2 separate regions of the Mus musculus genome follow, and region 2 is linked to region 1. Evidence: chromatin loops called from intact Hi-C (ENCODE). Cell type or tissue: gastrocnemius. All regions are shown on one strand. Links, peaks and the distances in the headings refer to the core of each region. The heading gives the core; the rest is flanking DNA.

Region 1 (5,374 bases), core at 233-5,232:
GTCAAAATATACAAAATGTAATATTAAAAAAATGTTCAAATCACCAAAAAGGGAGACTGAAAGGGACAACAACAACAAAAAACCCACAGAGGAAAAAAAAAATGGCAGGCCTACATCCAAACATGCCAATAATTACATTAAATATATAAATGTTCACAGTGAGAAGTTGACAAACTTTAAAAAAAATCCATATACCAAATATTTTGGCTTTCTGGGCCACATGCAATCCATGTAAGATATTTTCTATTTCAGAAACAGGCCAGTGTTTTGGATTTTACCAGAGAGCTATAATTTGTCAACCTCCACTTTCAACACACCAATTAGAAGAGATGGTGGGCATGAACTTAAAACAAATCTCTCAAAAAGTTAATAAATAAACGAATATTAATTAAATTAAAAATAGACAAATATAAAATTTAAATGGACCACAAAAAATTAAAGAAGAATGAACCATGACTTAAGAAACACTTCAAGAAATGTGTGTGAATACAATGTAGCTGGGTTCAAATTAACCAAGGGCAAGGCATTCTCTCCTCTTCCTGGACAGACAGTGTTGCGTGCTGACAAAGTACCCACACAAGCCCCTGGATTCCGTGACTAACCTGTATCACAATGTTAAAGACAATGAATAGGATAATAAGAAACAGAACACATTTGGTCCTCTGCAGGGATGGGATGTGGGTGTGGGTAATAATGTTTTCCAAAATATATATTTTAATAGTATGTTAATAAAAATAGTCTTTGTGTTTATATCTATTCCATAAATTCATTTTTTCTCTTATTTCAGCAAATCACTATGTTATAGTGTGAAATTTTTTTTTACATAATTTATTTTCTTAAACTAGGGAAAACTACTTAAACTCCTTAAAATTATGGAATAAAAAATTGAACACAATTTGAATGACTTACATCAAAAATATTAAGTATAAAAATACTTAAATTTATAGTTTTAATAACTTACATAAATTTCCATTAAAACTATGAAACATTTTATTAAAGGACCAAATAACTGCAATTATCAAAATTATTCCAAGCTGGTATTTCTATTTAATATTTTAAAAATTTCATGCAACCTTTGGGCAGTGGTCATGCCTTTGATCCTAGCCCTCTGGAGGCAGAGGCAGGTGGACTTCTGAGTTCAAGGCCAGCCTGGTCTACAGCATGAGTTCTAGGACAGCCAGGGCTACACAGAGAAACCCTGCCTCAACGTGCCCCACCCCCAAAAAAAGCCCCAAAACCCAAAATCATGCAATCTTGGTAAATTTTTTACACTGAAATACTGTAGCTTCAGTGTGGAGTGTCTGTGGTGTGGTCTCTCTAGTCAATTAGATAAAAAATTGGGATCATGATCTATCTATGCCATGTCTTGCTAAACACTGAAATGTTGCCAAGATGTCATGTGTCACACCTGTAAACAATGCTCTAATTTTCTTTGTATCTGCAAGACCAACAAATTAGATATAAAGATAAGAGAGAAAATAGACACTTGGCCTTCCAGGAATCAATACTTTGTTAGGCAAGGATCTATTGCTTTGTCTAGTGGTCTATTGATTGGCCTTTCCTTGCTTGGTGTCTTCCTTCCTTCCTTTTATCACAGACATGCTAGGAAGCGGGTAATGCACCATGAACATTTGTTATATGTTTTTTTTTTAATCATCATCATCATCTTCTTCTTCATCATCATTATTATTATTTAGTGTGTATGGATGTTCTGCCTTCATATATGTCTGTGCACCAGCCATATGCCTGATGACCGTTCATCCTCTGGAACTGGAGTCACAGATAGTTGTGCGCCACTGAACCAAACTTGAGTCTTCTGCAATAGCTCTCAACCTTTGAGCCATCTCTCCAGCACAATTAATCTACCCTTGACACGCCCTTACAGACACACCCAAAGGTTTGTCAGCAGTTTTCAATCTGTAGGTCAGGACCCCTTTGGAGGGGTTGAACGATCCTTTCTCAGGGGTGGCATATCAGATAACTTGCATATTAGCAGCAGCAAAATTATAGTTAGGAAGGGGTAAGAGAAAATAATTTTCTGGTTGGTCACCATAACGTGAGGAACTCTATTAAAGGGTCACAGTATTAAGAAAGTTGAGAACCACAGTCCTAGGTGATTCTAAAGCCAGTGTAGTTGACAAAGGAAGTTAAAGCATACAGTATACATGTAATTTTTACCCTAAATATTTTCCAAGGGAGGCTGGTTAATTTCTTCTATGTGGAGCTTTCGGAGTTAGAAGACTGACAGCATTTTGGAAAAACTGAGCTATCCCACAAGCCTCTGGAAACTGCAGCTTTCATCCTGGAGACCTGTGTTCATTTTGCCGCTGGCCACTCAGTGTGGATTTATGAGATTTCTCCAAAACATCACTTACATAAGGTATAAAACACCACCAGATGCTTTTGAATTTTGCGAGGATAATTATAGCACAAACAAAAGAAGGTCTTAGTCATCCCTCACTCTCCCTGCAACCCTAAATCTGTCCACCAGGGGGAGCGTTCTCTCACTCTCCAGGACGCCAAGTCCCCTGTTGGTTGTGAGCTCCCTTCATGTTCCTTCCCGCAGCACCAGCTGGTAATTCCAAAATTTCTCAAGAATTCATTGTGTTTAAACATTCTCCGTGTTCCCGTGCTTAAACTATTTCGAACTTAAAAGACATATCGTTCCCTTTTGATGTTTCCAAAAGGGTGTGCTTGCTCACGTTTCCACAAGAGGAAAAAGATAAACTCGTTGAAGACAGGGAACACCATTTCATCCAGGTTTGCCCAGTTTTGTTTCTGGATAGGCTCACGGAGCCTCATTATGCTTCTCTGGTAACAGATTGGGGTATGGGAATGTCTAACTTCCAAAAGTTAAGATTAAATGGCCTGTCCCGTGTTATTTGAGAGCATGGGCACCCATAAAGACCCCACACCGAGTCTGCCAAGAGTGATACAAGTTTTATTTTAAAGAGATTGAGATCATGAGCCGTCCATCACTCCTGCAGTACACGCTCAGTGAATAGAGGCTCGCTTGATGATTTATACTGTATAAGAATTCAAAGAGCCTCAGGTAAGAAGAAACGTATAACTCTACAGGGTATTATACCCTTCAGAAATGTCTTTGTGCATATATGTGTTTGTGTGTGGGTGCGCATATATGTTGGTGATGTGTATGTGTGTGCCTGAATGTGAAGCGAGTCGTCCTTTGTGTGAGGCAAGGTCTCTCATTGACTTGAAACTTTGCCAAGTGGGCTAGGCTCTTTGGGCAATGTTCTCCAGGGACCAACCTGCGTCTGCCTCACATCTCAGTGTTGATAGGTCCAGGGAACCATGGGGTTGGCCTGGCCTAGCTGCGCTGAGAGGCATGCGTCATAGGTTTTTCAGGTTACAGTCCCTGGCTCCTTGGGGTACAACATGTCTTTCGGTTCCTGAGCAATGATGCCCTTTCTCAGACAGTGAAACATTCAGGCAGCTTTGTGTGTTTTGTATGTTCTCTTGGAAGTCAAGGAAGCACGGAAGCTTGACAGGACAGTTGGTCTTAGCCATTCGTGTCCTGTACCTTTGTACGGCTTGTAAACTGTTGTATCCCGGCAACCACAGCTACTGTTGATCCTGGCAATTGCCATTTTATTCTGTTACTGAAAAAAAAAAAGAAAGAAAGAAAGTCTGATGGCTCTCAATAAAATTGTCACAGCCTCAGTCTTGCTGGGGCTCCTCCAATCTGAGCCTGGTTTCACTCGGATGACCCTGGCCCGATAAGTAAGCGAGGGTGCTCACTGAAAGGGTTACACACCGCTGCAGGCAGCAATTTACACTGGCTTCACGTCTGCAAGGCAAGAGTTTCACTCACAGCCATCTCCCCAGCTCCTAGAATGTTCCTTGAGACATTTTAGTTGCACATAACAGTATAACTTGAGCTATGATAGCTTAAATAAGTAGGGATTTATTTACTCTTTCAAAGCACGATTAGAGATTGACGGTTCAGGCCTGAATCGGTGCTCCACAATGTCCTGAAAAGACTCCAACTTCTGTTCTTCGCATCTGTTTTGTTTAGCGTTCACTTTTCTTTTAACAAAATCATTTTAAAATGTGTATCTGTGTGCGCGCGTGCACATGAGAGCTCACACGGAGGGGGGGTGCGGGGGGGGGGGGAGGAGGGGCGGGGTGCGGAGAGGCAGGGCATGAAGAGGCCGGATGTATTGGATCACCTTAGAGCTAGAGCTACAGATGGCTGCGAGCCACCTGACATGGGTGCTGGGAACAGAACTTCGGTCGTCTGCAAGAGCAACAACGACGCATCTCTCATGCTTTCCGTTCTCAGGCTGCAGGATTCATGGGCACAGGACGGAGGCTGTATCCCCAAGTCTCACAACCACCTTCCAGATTGGGAGAAAACGGAAGGTCAAAAATGGCCAGAAACTTTTTTTTCCAGCTAAGGATTTAACTTTTCTTCCCGGGAAGGAGGGCTCCTGGAGGCCTGCTGCACAAATCTCACCAGCTGGAACTATGTCACGTGGTCACCGTTGGCTGCAGAGAAAGCTGAAAGCGAGGCAATTTGCTTTCTGCCTCCGAAGAAAAGACTTGGAGGGAAAGGAAATGAAATGGATACTGATGAACCTCACGCTCTGTGTCAAAGACTTGGCCTAATTCAGGGTGCAGGCGAGGCCAGCCTTTCAGGCGGTGGCCTCCTTTCTTATTCTGGGAACCCAGGCAAACCGCAGCTCTGAATCAGGGCACAGCTTGAGTGGGAAAGGGAAGTTTGTCTTTTATTTATTTTTTTTGTTTCTGAGACAAAGTCTAACAATGCAAGTCAGGCTGATCTCAAACTTGCAATCCTCCTGTCTCAGCTTCTCAAGTGTTAGGGTTTCAGGCATATACCAACTTCTTCGCTAACGCTGAGCCAGGGATAGTGACTCAAGCCTTTAATCCCCACACTCCAGAGGCAGAGGATTTGCCTTTCTATGAATTCAAGGGCAGCCTGACAGACACAGTGGGTTCCAGGACAGCCAGAACATTGGGAAACCCTACCACAACCAAACCAAACCCAACCCAAACAAACCAAAACCTACTTACTGAGTGACCGTTAAGCAACTGAAAACTCACAGCTGAATAATGTTTATGTAACCTCTGTGTTCAAAGATGGAGGAACACATGCTTGCCACACTGTATTATGTGATATCTGTTGAAGTTTGGTCTTAGTTTTCCAATTGCTGTGGCTGAATCCCTCACTAGAAGGGACTAGAATGGTTTGTATTGGCTCACAGTGTGAGGGGGATACACAAGACCACATCTGTAAAAGCAAAGCAAAACACAGAGTGAGGCAGGGTAAGGTCAGCTCTGAGGAGAGCTGGTACGTTTGGGGTTGGCACCTCTGCGTTGCGTCCGAGACTCT
Region 2 (5,374 bases), core at 132-5,131, 84 kb before region 1:
GAAAGAGTAACTGCGACAACAGTATCCTAACATTGGAACCCCAAGCACACAAGCATGCATTTGGCTCTGGCCCAGATGATTCATTTTACATAAAAGAAGTAAACACGACTAAGCAAGGTGTATCACAAGGCTAAGTAAGCCATAATCACGAGTTTTAAGCGAAAATTCCTTACCGAGTACCCAGCTGGACTCCCACATCACTCAGAAGAGGCTGAGGCCCTCTCTTGTGACATACCTAGTATCACCAGTGACTGCTAGAACTCAGGAAAGCTAGGATTCTTTGTTCACTAATCTCCCCTACACACACAGTCTCTGCCTTTACAAGCTTTTTATTTACTATAAACTACAAATTTAAAATAATAAAGTTTTGTCAAATCTAACAAAAGCATTCTGGCTGCCAAAACAGAAGTAAACACTTCATAACATAGCACTCACTGTTCACACAAATTTAAAAACAAAATTAAGTAACAATCTACAAGGAAAGCAACAAAATGTCCTAACTGAAAGGAAGAAGAAAAAAAAAACTTCAGTATTTTGAAATTTTCAGCCACTTACACCAAGGAACATAACGTTCAAAATAATAAGTACTTCTTTGGATCTATGGCAAGAATAAAAAGGAATGTTCAACAAGGCCCATCTTTGTGTAGATTCTTTACAGCCAAAGCATTCAGCAGATTTCTGTTGCCATAAGCGTTTCTAATTAAATAGTAGCCGATTTGTCAAGAGTCTTCGCAAACCCTGTTCTGAATTCTTTCAGAATCTTACAGCAAGGTTGTTTATATCCTCACTAGGAGCCAAAGACCCTTCCTTTAGAGCCAATCAAAATGAGCCTGCTTAGAATGTAAAATCCTCTGCTTTAGATTTAGGGCCTAAAACACCGACTGTGTTCAAACTGATACCACTGCATTTTTTTCTTTGCCCCTTCCACACAGCTAAACTTGACGTATGCCATTAATCTGAGCTACATTTCAAAAACCCCTTACTGGCATTTATAATCTTCTATACAACCAGTTTGCTTAAAGCTTTGTTTTAACCTAGGAAAAAGTGGGGATGGGAGAAAGCAGCAGCCTAAGGTGGTTAACTTTGTTAACTGCAGGTGCAAAATATAAGCCAGTTTTGGTTTTTTTTTTTTTGTTTTTTGTTTTTGAAAATGCTAATCGGTATGTTTTAAAACCCTTGTTTTCAACAAAACTTCATGTAACACCAACCCGGAAACACGGGGCATTTCCAATCCGGAGGGGGGGGGGGTCTGCTCCCCGAAGAAAACAGGGAATCCTGAGGTTCCTCTCCCAGTTGCTTTCAGTAAGGTGCAATGATGGCCAACTTGGGCCCCTTGTCCTTTTGTCCCCCTAGACAATCTCTGGCCTAATTTGGGACAAATCCTCCACTGATCACGCCTCCCTCCCCCTCCTGTGGATCTCTGTTCTCCCTTAATTAGAAACTGTACCTCGGAATCGTGCCTCTCACCCCTGCTGCGTAAGAGGAGATGGCCTGACCCTCCACCTGGAGAACAATGTAACCCAACTCCGGCCCATAGATTTATCTCCAGGAAATCAGAAGGTGCGATGTGTCTGGTCATCCCGGATTCCCTCAAAGCGTCCAGCTCCGGGCCTAGGGATCCCAGCTCCTTCCCACCTGGGACCCCACTCTCACCTTCCCTCGCCCAGAGCCTCGCCCCGCACCGTCCGATCTCTCCGCCGGACCCCGCGCCCCGTACCTTTGTAGTGCACCCGCAGGTTGTTCTGCGAGAGGCCGATGTAGCTGAACTTGTCCTTCGGGCTCCAGGACCGGGGCAGCGGCGTCTCCTGCTCATCCACAGCCGGGTAGAGGCGCTTCAGCCGCCTCTGCAGCTCCTTCTCCTGCTCGTTGAGGGCCGAGTCGCCGTGCGGGAAAGGGGCAGCGGCGCTGCTGCCCGCCGCCAGGCCCGGGACCGGGACGCCTGCGGCCGGGCCGGGGCCCACCGCCAGGCCGGGCGGCGCGGTGGCGGGGGCGGCCGCCGAGGCGGGGGGCGGCGGCGCGGCGGTGGCCGGGGGAGGCGGCGGCGGCGGCGGCGGGTGGAGCAGCAGGGCGGCCGCTGCGGCCCCCAAGCCTCCACCGGGCGAGCCGGCCGGGGAGGAGCCGGCGCTGGCGGCCGCGGCCGCGGGCAGGGCGACTCCGGAGCCCGGGGCCCCGGCGGCGGGCGGCGGCGGCGGCGGCTGCTGTTGCGGCGGCGGTGGCGGCGGCTGCCCGGACATCCCGGCCGCGACTCAGCCTGCGGCACCTCCACTCGTCCCTGCTTCCTCCTGCGCTTCCCGGGGGCGCTGTCGCTGCGGCCGCCGGCACCAGGCGCCCAGAGTCCGCCCGCCCCGGAAGCAGGCGGCGGGCCGCGCGGCCCGGCGGAGCGCGGCGGTTGAGGAGACCGACCGCGGGCGGGCGCGAGGGAGCGTTGGCCAGGCGCTGGCGGGCACGCGACCGGGAGCGATGCGGTGGGACAGCGAGGGGAGCGGGCGGAAGGGCGCGCGGCCCTGGGCGACGCGGTGAAGCGGGGAAGAGAGACTGCGAGGAGGTGCGAGCGGCCGCGGCGGCCGCTGCTCTCGCGGCTGTTTCCCGGCGGGCGAGCGAGCGGGCGGGCGGCGCGAGACGCTGCGCGCGGGCGGCGCCAGGCGAGGAGGCGGGCCGCGGCGCGAGGGGCGGGCCTGGTGCGCGCGCGGACGGCCTTCTCCGCGGCCTGGGGCTCGCCGGCGCGGGCGAGGACGCGGGCGCGGGTTCGGCCGCGGGCCTCCGGTGGCTGCGGGATCCTAGCTGCGCCGACCGGCGGCCTCGTCGCGTCTCGACGGGCCGTCCCCCTCAGCCGCCGGGAGGCCGCAGCGCGCCCAGGCGAGAGCAATCGAGCCCTGCTGCGCCGCCGGGAGCTGAGCCCGGGGTTTCTAACGCCTTACCGCCTAGCTAGCGGGTCAATAAAGGGCCCTTGGAAACCATTTCTGAAGGCGAAGTCTCCCGCTTCATGAGTGACCCTCTCGTTAATTAATTAATTTATGAGGAGTCCGAGTGAACTTAATGGGGGAGAAACAGCCACGTTAGGAATACCAATCAAGACGGGCAGATCGTCAAAGGGCAGGAATGCGAACTGTGTGAGCGTTTAGGAAGGGCTTCTGGAGACAGACGTCAAAACATTTTATAAGCTCATTAATTCTCATCATAGGCCTCTTTGTTAGGTAGCAGAGAATTATGCCCATTTTTTTTTAAACATGGAAATATTTACTGAGGTCAGCAGAGTTTTAAAAAAGGAGACTTCCTACTTTGCAATTCTCAGTAGAGTGCTTGGTCAACCCGTGTGGCACAATTTGCCAAGTGTTGCTCTCTGACCCCCACATAGCATTACTAGTCTGTTTTCGGCACTTCCCTTTGTTTAACCTACCCTTTCCTTAGCCCGGCAAAAATCAGGCTTCACTCCCATAATCTACATGGTACAGATTCCGATGCTGTGTTAGCTTCCGGAGATGATATGCTGGCTCTGATTGGACCGTATAAGCATGGAATGGTTGGTTAATAGAGAACTAGTTATTTTGTTTTTGAAGCGAATGGGTCAATGGTGACTTAATCGAAGACTCCCATGGACATAGCGCCTAGCCAGTTGTAGCAGTCCTTCTGCCTAATTTCCATCTTAAATTACCCACACTAGACACTCCATTGTTCATTAGTAATAAAATGCCCCATAACTCTAACCTCGGCTCTACATTTTTTTTAACAAATCACAGCATGTTTACATGACGCCACTGAATTTAAAAAACACTAAAACTTTCGTTTATACTAAAATAAAAGGAGTTCAATGGAAGCCATGTTCTACATATTGGTAGCCAAGATGGACCCCACGGGCTCCAAGCCTCATCAAACAACCTTGACATTCATTAAGATTTTACACATGGACTGGTGAGACGGCTCAGCAGTTAAGAGCACCGATTGCTCTTCCAGAGGTCCTGAGTTCAATTCCCAGCAACCACATGGTGACTCACAACCATCTGTACTGGGGTCTGATGGCCCCTCTGGTGTGTCTGAAGACAACTACAGTGTACTTATATAAATAATAAATAAATAAATATTAAGAAAAAAAGATTTTAGTCATGAAATTTTTCTGTCAGGGCACTTAGAACTTTTTACATACCCTAGGCACTGTTAAGGGAATGGAACCTTCTGAAACCTTGTCAAAATCTTTTTCTTGGAGAAACTGGTTGTCCTCCAGTCGGTGTCAACAGATTAATGAACTGTAAGGGAACATTGTAAAACGGCACTTTCCCACATCAGCAGAAGCAGAGAACCTTTGGGGATATCAGTGTGGTAGATAAGATAACCGTACCTTTTGACTTCTCCGTTCAAAAAATTAAAAACCAGACTCCGGAGATGGCTCGGTTGGTAAAGTGTTTGCTGTACAACCTTGAAAACCGGAGTTCAAGTCCCGATTAAAAAGTGGGGTGCGGTGGCCCACACTTGTAATCCCAGTGGAGAGACAGAGACAAGAGCGTCCCTGGGGGGGCTGGATGACAAGCAAATCTAGCTTACTGGGTAAGTTCCAGAACAGTAAGAGATCCTGTTTCAAAACCTAAAGTGGATAGCTCCTGAAGAAAAACACCTGAAGCCGACTCTGGCCTCTCTATATTTGGGAGCACACACACATATGCACACGCATACCCTTACTTATTAATAAGCAGAGAGTGAAAAGTAAAAGCCGAGCAACAAAAGGGAAGTGCGGAAATATTCATGGTAAGGGAATGCATGGAAGTAACTGAAATGCCCAACATGAAGAGACTAGTTGAAGAAATTATCCATATACCTCATAATGGGATTACGGTTACAGAAGCACACGCTGCCTATCTGTGCAATTTTTCTTGTTTTTCCTCTAAAAGCCTCCCTTTCTGGCAGTGGAATTGCCAAAAGAGAGCCAAGCAATTAGATAAAGGCACCATTCCCCACCCCTCTCAAGCTAGTCGGTGGATCTCAGGCCCAATTTCAGACACACTCCCTAGAGGCCGCTTGCATGGGCACACACTGAAACAAAGATTTTATGGCCTTTTTAAAATGTGGTTTAACTGACACGGAAAAATGACTATGATGTACTAAATGAAAAGAGGCTCTCCAATAATTATAGCACTGTCCAAATCATTACCTAAAGACATGAAAGGATGTCATAAAAATGTTTCAATGATAGACAATTAAAATGTATAATTAAAAGTAAATTATTACAAAATATTATAATTGTACATAGACAATGTGTAAAAATCCATTAGCCATGAACTTGTTCGCTCTTCCTGGGCCTAGAATTTTCCATCTTTATCGTATATTACAATATTTCTGTTCGTCCACATCTGCTGATTTTCTCAGTGACAATAAGAGCCGAATC

Evidence for each region. A loop is a pair of places that touch in the nucleus more often than their neighbours do. Peaks named below come from ENCODE experiments on the same cell type or tissue, not always from the same donor. Only the 100,000 strongest peaks of a DNase experiment are listed, where the experiment ranks them.
Region 2: a loop joins it to region 1, with 3 times the contacts of the local background. A loop is called at or near these places in 6 of 42 quality-filtered maps.

Annotation. Positions count from the first base shown.
Region 1 is chr13:43,563,071-43,568,444 of GRCm38, forward strand. No RefSeq gene overlaps it. Among named protein-coding and RNA genes, the nearest start is that of Mcur1, 5.6 kb to the left of the region's middle. In gastrocnemius, for the core only: a CTCF peak has its summit at 2,483 (motif pointing right); a DNase peak (open chromatin) is centred at 2,488; H3K4me3 peaks cover 604 bases; H3K27ac peaks cover 1,050 bases.
Region 2 is chr13:43,478,695-43,484,068 of GRCm38, forward strand. Ranbp9 (RAN binding protein 9) reads right to left here and starts at 2,279. Exons shown (of 14, transcript NM_019930.2): 1 at 1,718-2,279. The coding sequence starts at 2,234. In gastrocnemius, for the core only: a CTCF peak has its summit at 2,280; DNase peaks (open chromatin) are centred at 1,502, 1,733, 2,663 and 4,461; H3K4me3 peaks cover 3,489 bases; H3K27ac peaks cover 3,352 bases.